Regions from separate parts of the Homo sapiens genome. Here region 2 is linked to region 1. The links are chromatin loops, found by intact Hi-C in ENCODE. Cell type or tissue: endothelial cell of umbilical vein. All regions are shown on one strand. Each heading gives the region's core, and the rest is flanking DNA. Links, peaks and the distances in the headings are about the cores only.

The links. A loop is a pair of places that touch in the nucleus more often than their neighbours do. Peaks named below come from ENCODE experiments on the same cell type or tissue, not always from the same donor. Only the 100,000 strongest peaks of a DNase experiment are listed, where the experiment ranks them.
Region 2: a loop joins it to region 1, with 12 times the contacts of the local background. A loop is called at or near these places in 62 of 110 quality-filtered maps.

Annotation. Positions count from the first base shown.
Region 1 is chr2:204,867,533-204,875,287 of GRCh38, forward strand. The region is part of intron 2 of PARD3B (par-3 family cell polarity regulator beta); the gene reads left to right. Among named protein-coding and RNA genes, the nearest start is that of PARD3B, 330 kb to the left of the region's middle. In endothelial cell of umbilical vein, for the core only: no CTCF peak of the experiment used is centred there; DNase peaks (open chromatin) are centred at 1,969, 3,869 and 4,249; H3K27ac peaks cover 1,081 bases.
Region 2 is chr2:205,672,073-205,679,827 of GRCh38, forward strand. No RefSeq gene overlaps it. Among named protein-coding and RNA genes, the nearest start is that of NRP2, 6.6 kb to the right of the region's middle. RefSeq lists an enhancer at 6,343-7,542. In endothelial cell of umbilical vein, for the core only: a CTCF peak has its summit at 4,033 (motif pointing left); a DNase peak (open chromatin) is centred at 4,019.

The DNA.
Region 1 (7,755 bases), core at 1,820-5,819:
TATTATCTTATAACTTCAGCTCCCTTAACTTGTTTGAAGGTCTTTAAAATGCACCTTTGAGCATTGTTCCATGTGCTTTGTGTCCCTTGAATAAATATTATACCCCTATTGACTTTTTAATTTTGAAATTTGATAACAGTAGTGAAAGAGAAATCCCTGACCATTTTATGTGTTTTGCCACTTCATTTCATATAGCTTCTTTCTCTTTCCGGCGATGTATTTAGCAGACATTTCTCTGTTTTGAATGGGTGTTATTTGGTTGTTAAAAAAATAATAATAATAACTAAATCCCATCGCTGCCTGTTAATCTTTAACTGTTCTTTAACTGTTGATATGAGCCAAATGGGAAGTGTTTGAAATATTGAAACTGACTAACCTACACCTTCTACTGTAAAAAGTATGGGAGAGGAAGCAGTGTCTTGGGCTGGCAAGGAATCCTTATGGACTAGATCTCAGAGATTGATGGAGCAGGGTCTGAGGGACTGTGAGTGTTCCCTGAGAGAAACATCCTAGGTGCCATCCTGCTTAGGGCATTGAACATTGTGAAAGATATCTGTATATCTCACTTCTGGGGTGGTGAAGGGTCTATGTGAATGACTTCATACAGGTCTCTACAAAGTAAGTCATGGCCAGTCTGGGCTCTATAAATAGATAGGGACTGTGCTTAACTGTCAGTGAATCTGAGATATTTTGATGCCTGTTATTTGTTATTGAGGATTTATTATGAGCCAAAGATAGTGTGCTGTACTTTTAAATCTTTATTTTATTTAACCTTCACCACAATTCCACTAGGTTAATATTAGTGCCATTATCTTTATTTTATAAATTAAGGACTGATTCATAAAGCTTATATAATTTACATATGTTCCCAGTACCCATAAGTAGTGGAACTATAGTAGAAGGATGTTGTACATAATATATGAGGTTTAAAAATTATCCACACCCATGCCTTAGTTGTAGAATTTTAAAACTAGAAAAATTTTAGAAATTATCCAGTCTTCCTCCACTATCACCAGTATTTCAGATGAGGAAGACCGTGAAACCCGGAGAATTTGAGTTTCCTTTTAAATACCCTGATCAAGCTCTGCTACTGTAACAACTTCATGGGAGGAACTCTACTTTTAGTGAATTACACATCAATATCACTTTTTACTGTCGTTGTCATAAATACTTTAGATTTAGATAGGTCACGAATGTAGTATATTTAAGTTCAAAACTTAGAGTTTCTTAATCTGTTGAGCTGGGGAGGATTGCATGAGGCAGGATTGAGTGGGACTAGTTAAGTTGAGACGATCTGTCTGGACTCTGCATTTGTGGTGGAGATCCCATGCAATGGCAATTAGGTAGAAAGAGCATGCAACTTTGGTGACTGACAATTTGTACTTAAAAGCCAACAACAGGGAATCAGGTGTTATACTTATCCGTCCAACTACCTCTGAAATACATGAAGTTACATGTATTTAAAAGGTAAAATGAGATATTCCCTGTATCTGACCTGTGTCTAATACAACTTTGTAGGCTGTTTGAGGTTGATGTATTTTTTCCTTTTAAAGGTTTTTGTTGCTATCAATTATCTACTTTATACAGATCAGATGTGATTTGTGAAAGCAAGGAGGTATTATATGTATGATTTTTATGGGGCTTTGTAGCCCTATTAGGGATGGGTCTTTTTGGTCTTCTTGGTTCATTTCACAGTTTCTCAAACTTATGTGTGGAATCCACTTGAAGAACATGTTAAAAGATTCACATTTAGAAATTCTGGAGTGGGGCCCAGGACTGTTCTTTCGCTCCTCCTTGCCTAGCAGCCCAGGGGATTTTGATACGAGTGATTCATAATCAAACTTTGACAAGCATAGAGTTACAAGTAGGATTGTGCTTCTGATCTTTCTAAGATGCCTCTGATGATCTTTCATGTAAAAAAGAAATATTTAGCTTATTAGACCACTGACAATTTCTGGGTTTTGCCAAATCTAAAATTAGAGCCTGAAGATTGTATTTGTTTATCTTTACCGAGATTATATTTAGGAATACCTAGGAACCTAAGGAAACAAAATATTTCAATGACTTCTTTGATGCAGTATGAGGTTTTCCTTTTAATGTAGACAGTTTATTTTTGTTGGCTGTGATTCTTTTTATGCAGTCTTGTTACATTGGGCTGAGACATGGAGGTAATGAATATTTTTCTTATCTAGGATCAAAGAATACTGAAAACAGGAAAAAAAAATGTGGGTATTCAGTCTCATCTCTACCCTTAACTTTTTGATATTCCTGCCTTGCTCTCCTCAAGTGTTTTGGAATTGTTTTAAAGATATGTGTCTGGTGTTTTTAATGTTTTGTTTATAATTAAATGTCAGAATATCCTTGTTTTCACAATGGCTGCAGGTGAGTGATATCCAGTCAATTACCAGTTTTCTGTTACCTCAGCCACTGGTCAGCATAGTGTTTTCTGATAGGGCTGTACCTACTGTGAGAACAGGTTGCAGAGGACACTGATTCCTCCTTTCTACCCTCTTCCAGACCTGCCTATGCATACTAGTGAAACAGGTATTTGTTTTCTCTGGATAACACCCTCTTCGCCCTCCATTTCTCTGTCTCTCTCTTTCTTGCCCTTTTCCAAGGCCCCCAATATAAGCATTTTGGATGGGGTGGTAGAGAAAGTCCCCTTAGATTGAGAAGCCAGTAAACTTAAGTATGCTGTCAGGCTTCAAGCCAAATAAAGTGCTGAGCATGACAATTAATTGGATAACTACCAGAATACCTCTTACTGTAACTATAATTCAGAATATCCCTAGCTGAAGTTAAAAAAATGATGTTAATTAATTTGAAAGTTGCTAAGAGTCCCTATCAAATGCCTGTGCTCTGTTTGCATGCTAGGTTTTGGCATTGTGAGCAAGAGGAGACACCGATAGTGAAGCTCTATCCTTCTGCTAGGGATTTAATACTCTTGACAAGCCAGGAAATAGGTGGTCATGTCTCTATCTCAAAGATGGAGGAGAATGAAATGCTCGGGGTAAGCGTTTCAAGCCAGAGCTGTCCTGGTTGATTAAGGTCATCTGATCACTTTGCTAAGTAAAATAGGAAGATGAGGACACATGTTGAAGAGTTTGCAAGAAGAGCAAATAATTAAATATTTTCTTTTAAGCTCTGTGAAATTAACTTGGAAGTTTTGTTGCATTTCAGTTGAATAAAAATAATACACAAAAATGAGCTGGTTTTTTAAAGTGAAGAAAGAGGTGCACATAATGTTTCCTTTGTGTCTTTTGAATATTTTATTTGGAAACTAGTTAAATTTGCTTAAATACCCATTTGTTTTTGGTTTCAGGGATTTTGATGTTTGTTTTGAGATCCTCAGCAACAAATTATATTTAGAGAAATGTGGGATTGCCTATTATTAAGACATTTTAAATTGTTTGAAAATATTTTTAAAACATAATAAAAGATTTATGCTTTTTAATTTTGTATCATCAAATCCAAACTGCAACTCCTTATGTTTTAATATATAATCATACATACATATATCATATATTGGGACATTAAAGTTTAGGGAAATGCAGTTTGCAGTAATGACTTTAGATGTTCTTCCTGGCTCTCTTTAATTTTAGGCCCAAAGTTATTTTCCTAGCTGTATTCACATTAATTGTTTAGTATTTTACTGCATATTTTTGTGTTTTTACATTACAGAGATATTTGTAGACTGTTCATGAATTGTAATTCTCTTTTTAAATAACCCCCTTTTGGGGACTTTGTGTGAATTTCCCTTTGATTTATTATAGACTATAAACAACTCAACAGACTCTATTGTTTGAATAAAAAATACTAATCATGTCATATTTCTGCATCATATCCTGATCTATCCTTCAATTTTAACTTTAGAAGTAGCTTCCTCTTTGTTTTCCTGAGCTCAAGGCAGAATTCAGAACACTTAGAACAATGTATGAGACAGAATAACATTTTCAATGGGGGGAAAAAAGTTCAATTCTAATCCCTTCTCACGTTATGTTTTGTATTTTTTAAACTTGAAGTGCTAGAAAAGTAAATAATAATGATATGAATGATTTTTTTCCTTAGAAAATCAACTGTCAATTAACTAATGAATATTCTTTTTAATCAGTGTTAATTGACAAATTTCCTGCACTTACAAACTCACTGCTTGCATAATAGTTTCATTTTGACTCTTCCTGATTTCCCTTTTATGTGTTGGTAGTCCTGTTGGGTGTAATTCTGCATTATTTTCTAAATTCCCTCATCTGGAGCTAGATGGAGCTATGAGATCTTTTGTAAATGTATACAAGGCCAGTGGCTCTTCTTCATCTACTTGTGGCATTAAGTAGATTAAAACCCAATTTTAAAGCTTTCTTGTCCCTTTATTCTTAAAGACAGCATGGAAGAGAAAGTCTGGATATCTAAAACACAGTCATTAAAATGGACAGTCACACAGTTCTTTAATTATCATTTACTACTGAGCAACTCAAAAAACAAAAACCCAAACTCCCAAAATCAAAACAAAGAAAAACACCCGGCTACATATATACCTATTCTTAACACTATTGACTCAAAACTACATTAAATGTGTTTTCATTAAAAATATAATTATTTTTGTTTTGTTTTCCAAAAGATTATAATTCTCTCAGAAATCCACACAATACAGAAAATGATGGGAAAAGCATATGGCAATTGTTTTAGGACTTATCTGCCAAATTTTATACATACACATTTTATAGATAGATACATGGATAGATAGTTATATATATAACATACATGTAATATATATGTATGCATATAATTATATAAAAATGTAGAAAATATTTCACAAGGAAGGATTAAAAGTTTTGCTTAAAAGGTTTTGGATAAAATGTCATCTTCAGTTTCCCTGTATATAGGGACATTTAGATGATCTCGTCACTGTATCTTATCCATGCCTACAGAGCATTTTGGGAGGAAAGGTATTCATTTTTTGTGTTTGTTTAGTTTTTTGCTCAGCTTTTTATTGAGCTAGCTATGCGGTTTTCTTGACTTGTTATTCAGTGTGTTTAAGTCCTAAGAGATGTGCCCAGACTGCTGTCATACTGTTTAATATCTGTTAGGACAGAAGTTGTTAAAGGTCATCTACCTACTTTGAGAATCTAATTGTAATAAATTCTTCTGTGTGTTTCTCTAATTGGATTAACTTTAGCTCTATGCTGTTCACATATTTGGGTAATTATATGAATAATTTTCATTTACCTAATTTGGCAGATACTACATAAACCAAATACTTATTTGAACTCTACACCATCTTGCTTTTTAAGTTACTTGTAGGCTTTACTCTTGAGTCTTTTATTGTGAATTGTATCCTTTTAAACTTTAATGTCCCTCTATATTCTGTCCTTATTTGCTTCTCAAATCTAGAGAGGAGTAAACAGTATTTTAAACAATTTCTAAAGAAGTAAGAGGTAGGGAGGTGGTTCTTGATTTGGCTTTAATAAGCACTTCACTTGAAGAAAGGGCATTTTACTAATCTAGCTATTAGGTAAGTAAAAAGATAAAGATAATTATAATGTAATGATTATAAAATAACTAGTAGATAATTAACAGATACATAGATAGAGGTGTTACATGTGAAAGACCTGAGCAGTGAAGCTCTGCATAAGAAGGACAGACACTAAAGCGTATATCCTTTACAGGTAGAATCTTGTTCAGGATCTGCTTTTTCTTGCTTTACACACAATTTGACTAGGCTTCATTCTCAGTCTTTTACCCTAAAGAGGACGTGAATGCCATTCAGTCCTCACAACAGTAATATATGGCGAAAGCTGTTTTTCCTATCATAGCAGGCAAGGCAACTATAGCTGAGTCCAAGCCCCAGGTCTGAAAGTGGGAGATTTAGACTCGGTTGTCTGATTCTCAAGCCAGTGATTTCCCCAGCCATTCATTATTCATTTGTCCCCCAGACACTTCATCACCCATCCGCAGGACTTTCCTAAGCACGTATTTTGTGCCAGACACTCTTTTAAGTTGCTAACCATTTAATGGTATGTGAGACTGATGAGGTCTGTGCATCCATAGAATACAAATGCTTTTGAGGGTAGGCAAACAGTACATGAGTTTGAAAAACAAAACAACATGAAATTACAATGTGGTAATAAAGAAACAGGATGATGTGTGAGTAGCTAGAAACAGCCCTGGGTAGGTTGATCAGGGAATGTCTGTCTGCAGAAGTTACACCTGAGTCCACGTAATGATTCTAGCTGCAAATAAGAAAACAAAAATATAGTAGGCATCTGGCAGTGAGAGAAGAGGCAGGCTAATAGTAAACAAGAAGGGCAGATAGGAATAAAACAAAACTAATGGCCATGTGTGGTGGCTCACACCTGTAATCCCAGCACTTTGGGAGGCTGAGGGGAGCGGATCACTTGAGGTCAGGAGTTCGGGACCAGCCTGGTTAATATGGTGAAACCCCATCTCTACTAAAAATACAAAAATAAGCTGGGCATGGTGGCGGGTACCTGTAATCCCAGCTACTTGGGAGGCTGAGGCAGGAGAATTGCTTAAACCTGGGAGGCAGAGGTTGCAGTGAGCCCAGATTGCACCATCGTACTCCCGCCTGAGCGATGATCAAAAAACTCTGTCTCAAAACAACAACCACCACCACAACAAAACAAAACAAAACAAAAAACAAAACTAAGTGTGGGAGCTCTAGGTTTAGGAACAATGAATGGCCCCTTTTAGCACACATGTCTCTCATGACAGCCCTGTATTACATCAGGGTACATTAATTGATGCTTATGATGATTAAAATAATTTATACAAAAAGATGCGTGAATTCTGTTTTAAAAAGTAAGCACTCCTGAACAATTTTAGGAAAAGTACTAAATTTGAAATAAGTTTTGGTGCTTAAAATGGGTAAAGAACCAGTAGTAAAACATTCACCTCAAAAGACAATTACAATATTGGGGATGACAGAGAAGAGAGAAGGGAGGCCTAACTGTAACATTTATATTTCTTAGTTTTTAAAAGATATCCAGTACATATGGATATACAAGGTAGGGTAAAATTTTTTGTTATTTTTTTTTAAAAATCGAGGTATAATTGACCAACAAAAGGCACAGGTTTTACATGAACAGCTTGATGGGTTTTAACAAATGTAGTCACATGTGTCACCACCACTCCAACAGAGACGTAGCTGTTTTTCATTATTTCACTAAGTTGCCATGTGCCTCTTTCCAATTAGTTCTTCCCCACCCCTGAGGCAAACACTGCTCTGATTTCTATAATATCACCCTAGCTTGGTTCTACAAGTGCATATAAAAGGAATCATAGTTGCTATTTTGTGGGACTTGGGTTCTGTCATTCAATAATTTTTGTGAAATTCATCCATATTGTTGCAGGCATCAGTGGTTTGCTCCTTTTTTATTGCTGAATAGTATTCCACTGCATGAATATATCTCAGTTTATTCGTTCTCTTCTTTAGCTATTCCTGTGGTCAAGAGATGATACCTTGTGTTTTTAATTTATATCTCCCTTATCATTCATGATTTGATCTTTTTATGCTTTTTAAAGTTTAATCAAGGTTTTCAACAATTTTACTAAAATATAACTTACATACCAAGAAGTTTTCCCATTTTAAGTATACAATTCAGTGGTTTCTGGTATATTTACAGAGTGGTACAACCATCACCCTAATCTTAGGACATTTTAATCACCTCAGAAACAAGCCTTTTACTCATTGGCAGTCACTCTCCATTCCCAATCTATATAATTTTAACAGTCTTATAA
Region 2 (7,755 bases), core at 2,091-6,090, 800 kb after region 1:
TGCCCCATTGGGGAAGGTGGGAGGGAATGGATTTAGAAGATTGGGTATAGCGCTGCTAAACTCTAAGTCAATTTGCCTGACCATGTGTTTTCAGGCAATTAAGGAAATACACTTGAAAGTTAACTCATAGGAATGTGCATTGGGCACTGAGCACGGTCCATTTACTCATTTCTTTCTTAAGGATGATGTATCATTGATTCCTCAGTGGGATCTCCTTGGTCTGGTTCTCCCATCCCAATGGATGTCAACAAGGCTTCCTGGAAAGGAAGGATGGAAGACTTGGGTCATCTATTCTCTAATCAAATGTATAATTAAAAAAATAATTTTGAGACTGAGAAGCCTACTACTTAAGCCGTAACTAAGGAACAAGTCTGCATTAAAGTAAAATTACTGGCATGCTAAAAAAAGGTGGCTTAAGAAATTAAAACTCGCAAGGTCAGGGGAATTTTTAGGGAGGCAGAATTATCTGGGTCCTCAAGGAAAAGAAATAGAAAAATTTCTGCACTAATTCTTTTATTTCTTTAAACAGTCTAGAGGTTTATTGAATTACAGTTATAAGTAAGAAAAAAGCAGTTTGCCTTTCTTGGGGAAGAATATTTTAAGCTCTTATTTTTTTTCTTTTAATATTAACAGAGTTTCTGAGAATTCTAAGGAAAGGCTTTTCCTAGTATCACAAAAAGAAAGGGCAATAAAGTTTTGAATTTGGTTTATATGGCTGGCATTTAGGAAGATATAGTAAATTATTCTGATGCATTGACTGGTAAGTTTTTTGGTGATTCGTATCAGGTTGCTGTATTTATTTTAAGACCTAGTGTATAAATCTCATTTCCATTAATTCAAAAAACATTTATCAAGCACCAATCATGTACCTGAAACTGAGTTAAACACGGCAATTCTCTGATGAGAGCAATACTACCATTTATTTAATGATAAGTAAAATCAAATAAAAACTATGCTACATTAGGCCCTTGCTATAAAAATTTAATAGAATCAGAGTTGGAAAGCTTAAAAATATTTTAGAGGTCATCTAATCTATGACAACTCATACACACAAAAGTATATTTTACATGGGACCCAGAACAGTTGTGTATGTTTATATGTATATTTTACATATATATATCCTTTTATATACATATTATATATGTATGGATATATATATGTATGTACAAACCAGTTTCATGAAACAATACATACTCTTATTCTGATTTATTACATTAAAAATGCTGATCACAATTCTCTAAATTGGTTTTATAACCCATTAACGAATGGCAGTCTGAACTCTGAAAAACACTAATGTGACACAACAGCATGACCCCTTATCTTAAAGATGAGATTGAGCCTGAGCCAGGTTACTTGCTTACATTAGAGCCTTGGTTAGTGGAAGGGCTAAACCAGATTTCCTGACTGCTGGTTTCCTGGTCTATCACATTATCTTATTTTCTTCTTAGAACTCATTATCACCATCTGAAATGATCCTGCTCATTGCTGTCCTGAGTGTTATCTGTCTCTCCCTTAAGGAAGTGAAGCTCCTGAGAACAGCCACCTTCACAGATGTACTGGCTGTTATTCCACTCATGCAGAGCTTGGCATATAGCATATGTTCCATACATTTTTTTTTTTTTAACAAGGAGGGCTGTAGATTCGACCCTGCTTTCTATCAAGTGTAGATTCGATTGAATAGTTTGGTAGGGTCATTGCTGTGGAATAACAACCTGCCTTTTATGAGGGAGGAAAAAGAAGATGAAACGATGTAGCCAAGGCGCACACAGCATCAACACAAAAGCCAGAACCGGAGTCTAGGTCTCTTGACCCCTGTTGAGGGCCATGAGTTCCCTATGATATGTTGTCTTATATTTTTAGTCTAATAATATTATTAAGTTGACTTGCCCCAGAATACTCCTCTCCCCTAAAGTGTAACTCTTTCATTTTCTTTTTTCTTTTTTTTTTTTTTTGAGATAGAGTCTTGCTGTGTCACCCAGGCTGGAGTACAGTGGCACGATCTCGGCTTACTGCAACCTCCGCCTCCTGGGTTCAAGTGATTCTCCTGTCTCAGCCTCCTCAGTAGCTGGGATTACAGGCACCTGCCACCACGCCTGGCTAATTTTTGTATTTTTAGTAGAGTTGGGGTTTCGCCATCTTGACCAGGCTGGTCTCAAACTCCTGACCTCAAGTGATCTGCCACCTCAGCCTCCCAAAGTGCTGGGATTACAGGCATGAGCCATGGCGCCTAGCCAACTCTTCCATTTTCTAAGGAGTAAGGGAGCTCAGTGTTGGAGAAGCCACACTATTTATGAGAATACTGTCAGTCAAATACAGCAAGAGGAACACATACTTCCAGGTGTGTTGAAAGGTCAAAAATTACATTTATTCCTTCTAAGTTATAATCAAATGAAATGAGAAATCAAATGGGAAATGTTTTCACATCCTAGATCCTTGCCAAATTCTAGCAAAGAAACACAAAGTCAAGTAAATATGTAATTTAACTTTAGGGTACTTTTTAAAGGGAAGCAAATTGCTTCTGGTCAGAGATTTTTGTTTGGACAAGTTTCCAGTATGAATTTTAAAACAGTTTAGAAACTCAACTCTGGGAATCCATGTCACAGAAAAAGGGAATGAGAGAGAGAGAGGTGGGATTAGAGACAGCTTCTCACTTTAAGCTACAGGAGAAACCTCACATTCTGGAAAATGACCACTGTTCAAAATAGGTCAAATTGCAATTTACCGTAATTCATCAAAACTCTAATGGCCACTGGAGAAAGCCCCAGTTTGATCTGGCCCAGGACTTAAGGGTTCCTTAGGGCAGGTGCACCCCAGGCTTTTTCTTTATAACCCCAGCATACCCAAAGTAGACTCTACCCATCTTGGATCTTCAGTAAATATATGAGTCTAACAAATGTGACCAAGAGCTGGTGCCTTTGATCCTAAAATAAAAGTTTTCACTGAATTTTGATGAGTAGCATTGGGCATAGAGTTTGGGGCAGCTTGGGGAGTATTCTACCTTCTGAATCAGATTCAGCAAATAATAAATGGAGGCATATGGTCCATGCTTTATCTGGTGACTCTAGACCAGAGTTTCCTAAAATTGTTGTCACTTTTTTAAAGGTGGGGAGGGAAAGTTTGGATTAGAAAGAGAGAAGAGGTTACTAGCTGAAAGTGATCATATTTATTGTGCTCTAGAAACGATTTCCCATTTAATATTATTCCAGCATAAATGTTGCCCCTGCATTCCATCCACAATGCAAAACATCAGGGAACAAGCTCCCATGAGAGCTTGTTTCTGCTTAATGTACCCTGGGGGAAAGCCTAGAAAACATTAAAGCAGTAGCTAGGCGCTTTAATGAAGTTAGCCTGCTGAAACCAGGGGAGGTATGCCCGAAGTACACCTGAAAGCACTTTGATTATCGCATCGGCTTCAAAAGAAGCCCCTTCCTTCGTTTTTTAGCTCTGCTGCCCTGAGAAATAGAATTACACCTTTATATTCAGGTTAATTTTGCTGTCTTGCTGAGGCCTGAAAGCATTTCTAAGCACTCTGAAGATGTAAGGGAAGCGGGCTGTTCCTCTCCATCCTGCCCGCCACGTCGCAAGCCCAAATGGACAGAGGGTGCTCAGAACCCTTCAGTTTGAAGCATGTCCTAAGAATGTAAAGTCCAGCACAATAAATGCCTTCCAGTTCTGAAAAAGATAACTTCCTACTTTCTGCTAACATTGAGTCAATCGGGTTCCACAGGTTTGCTTTAAAAAAAAACAAATCAAACCAAAACAAAACAAAACCTCAGATAATCCCTGGCCTTCATAAGCTATCCCTCCCCTAACACACACGCTGCCTTTAGCTTTTTAATATCATCACCTCGCTCTCCATTTCCTTTTGTTTTATAATGCTTGTGTTTCTTTCTTTCTTCGTCTTCCTCTTTTTTCCATTTTTCTCTTTGGCTGGTCTCTCTGCTTAGCATTCCTTTCATTTCCTTTTGCATCTCTCTTCCTCTAGGATTTTAGTTCCTCGTTTCTGCTTGTTGTTTCCTTTTCTGGTCACAGCTGCCCCCTAATGGTTTTCAAGATCATTACTGCTTTGGACTAGAGGAAAGAGGGAGGCAAAGAGCTAGAGAAGGAAAGTTAGAGAGAAACATAAAATGTGTCTTTGCTTTTAACTTTGCCATATCGTCTCAATATCTCTGGAAGAATATGCAAAACCTGCATCAATGGGGAAGAAGTGAACTGGAAAACTAAGGGACAGGTGTGAAGTTTGTACAGGATACTTTTTCGTGTAATTTGAATTTTTAAAAGATGTGTACTACTTATTTTCTTTTTTATTTAATTTTGAAATAAATAAATAGTATCTGAGTCTGGAGACTGAAAAAGAGACTGCCTCTATAAATGATTTCTTGGTTGCAGCAGGAAAGCAAGCGCCATGCCAGCCCCCTCCCCATCAGTGTGCTCATCCAGATACTAAGGGTTGATTGGCAGCTCAGTAAACTATGTAGGAGTAAATATGACGGAGGAGAGTGGGAACTAATGACTATGGTGGGTGTGAATTAACCCACCCTGGAGTCTCCTCAATAGCAAAAGGTCAGCTCCCTGACTACTGCCTTTCCATCAAGACTTTCACGCTCAAATTAGCAGCTATTGCCATCATAATGTAACAATCACCTGACATGTAGATGTCTAATTAAGGCACCATAAGTCACAGGTTACAAATTTGAAAACAGCAATAGCAACAATAAAAAAATCCCTTACAAATCTGTGGGGGATTTGATAGGGTACATATGCATGTGAATGAAGGCAAGGTAATGTGCACTAGTGGGTGGAAGATTCAAGTTTCCAAGAAAATTCATCTATGAATTTAGTAAGAGAATGGGAATTTTCTCTTCAAAATATTTCTGAATGATTAAAAATTTCATATCGTAGCCCTAAAATATCCAATTGCATAACCTATAAGTGCTATGACGTTACAAATACATTCTTGGCCTTTGGTTGTGATTGCCAAGTGGAATCTGTATTTTTTATGATAGGCTAGAAAAAGCCTTGTTGAAAAATATCTCCTCAAAAAGCCCTGCCAAGATGCCTGACATACTCATTAGCACTCGCTGTTTGGGAAAAGTACCCAATGCAAATACTATGATGATGGAATATCCATTGAAGCCCCATCCATGCATTAACAGTTTAAGGATAAAAGAGCATTAATTTCAACTTGCTTAGGTTGGCCTACAGAATTCAGACTAAAGCCTGTTTTAAATCCACGAGTGAGAATGCGATCAGGAAAGAGTCATAGCCAAAACTCAAAACCAGATAAGGTTAAAAATCATTCAAGTCAACCCATCATTCTGTAGGTGAGAAAAGTGGTTCCAAATTGGTTAACAGAATTTTCAAGGACACCCAAGTAGAGACTGAAGGTCCAGCTGCCCTGTCCTCAAGGCTTCTGCTGCCCCCACCTGCTTCTCCGCGGTGGTCTCCACTGACGAGTGGAGTTGAGGCCCGAAGCTGGGAGAGCATCATAAAGACCCTGACTCCTGGTGAGTGCTCTGGGAAAGTCATCCAAGAGAGCGTAGAAAGAACATGGGATGATAGACAATAATATGAATATAAGCTAGCTCTTCTCTTCCTTAACCAAACAGACAGTGAGCATTTTCAAATGCTGCCTTGGTAATCAGAACTTCTGCTGATACTGGGGTTCCTTTCTTGGCAAACAAGTATGGTAACCACAGAGATTGATAAGGGTGTGAATTTCTATGGGTTTCTATGGGAATTATTCAGCTCTGGTCTTTTGATTCTGAGGCTGAGTTGTCCAACATGGTAGCTGGTAAGCACATGCGGCAATTTACATTTAAATGAATAAAATTAAATACAACCTACAGTTCAGTGACTCACTCACACTAGCCACATTTCCAGTGCGCAGTAGCCATGTGAACAGCACAGAGACCACCGTCCTTGCAGAAGATTTAATGGAGAGTGCTGTTTTAAGGGAGAGGGTTGACTGGGTCTTTTTGATACGCTTATTGCCTCAAAGGTAGAAAAATTAATGTAGCATAGGAAGATCAGACTCATGCTAAAGCCAGGCAGACTGGAAGAAGCAATAGGGCTTCTTTAGGTTCTTTTTCCAAGGATTCCAGGGAGGTCTGAATGAATTTTGCACATTTTGCTGCTGCTTTTTAAATTTTGTTTCATAAGGGCCCCTCCTACCAGATCCAGTGTTTGTGTCTGAGGAAGAAATGAGATATACACCCAGTATGGAGTGAAGGAGATTTCAATACTTTATGGAAATCTGTAAGGATTCCAGAAACCCACCAAATAGAATATACTAGAAATATCAATTTAGAATAGAAATGTCAAATAGAAACTACTGGGCAATATTCAAGTGTGCTGGAAAAAAAAAAAGTTGATTGTTTAAAAGGCGAGTAAGAAAAAAAAAAAAACCCTTAGTGACCAGAAACCTGGACTTTGACATCAAACAAAAGAGAGAATAATAAATTAGGACCTATTCCATTTTAACTGAAGCTTTGCTTCTGAGACAGATGTAGCTAAACCTTAACTAGGGCAGTGTGTTAAATTACAGATTAAGATGCAATTATGCCTTAGATCTTTCCTTTTCAGGGTGAGAGCTTATTGATGTTAGGGCTCCGATAAGGGGAAGCACCATGTGACACGTGATATCTATTGTGGAAGCATGAAACTTCTGGAGCTTTTAGATCCTGTGTTCCCGAGAGGCAAGACCTAAATCTCTGTCTTGCTCGCATACCTCTGGCATAGTCATGCATCCATGAACATTTCGTAAGTACAGTGGGATGAACACAGATGGAAAAGCATACCTGAAACGAACCTCTAGTAACCACCAATGGTTGAGTGGGCTGGTGATGAAAGGTCTGGCTCCAGCTCATAAACCCATCAGCCGCTACTTTGAACATGTCCCTGCAAAGCTCCTGCCTGCATGAGGCGAGGCTTTTGGTGTTTTCAAATTGGCTCTCTGCAGTTGCTGCTAAAGGTCACAGGTAAATCTGGGAATTCCACCACTGCAGCATTTTCGAGAACTTGTTCTTGGTGGTTTTTCCAAGAAACCTGAAACATCTGCCCCATATTGAAAAGTACCCAGAGAGGAAATGTGAAGGAATGCTTGTCCAGGTTTCCTTCAACGGAAGAGCATTTATGGAAGGCTGTGTGTAAATAGAACACATCAGATCAGAAGTTCCCAACTACTGGTCTGTGGAGGCTTTGCATCAGAATCACCTAAGATGTGTGTTAAAAATACAGATTCCCAAAGACCACTCCAGACCCAAGGAATTTCACCTGCAGGAAAATGGTTCCCAGGAATCAGAATTTTTAACACTTCCTCCAGGTGATGCTGATATACCCTAAGGTTTGGGACTGTCTAGCTGGGAACACTTAACTTTCCACAGGGGTGTGGCTTGGTAACAGCTTTCTCTTAGCATCATTTACCAACCTGTTTCATGTTCCCCCACATCCCTTCCCGTCAAAGGAATGGAATGTGGAGTGGATTATCTAGTATTATTTTACAACTAAGGATAATGACATGAAACATCCTAGGTGAGTCAGTGATGTGGCCAGGAATCTCAGCTTCGCTAATTAGCTGTTATCTAGTCAGCTCAGTGTTTTTGATCACAAACCCGATTTTTGACACTGGCCTTTAGGTAGGCAGGCTTCCCTATGGGCCAGGGATGTGGACTCACAAAATACTGAAAAGCACGGTGCCTACCTAGCTCTTTACCACTATACCTCTGGTGGAAACCAGACCAACTGCAGTCAAAC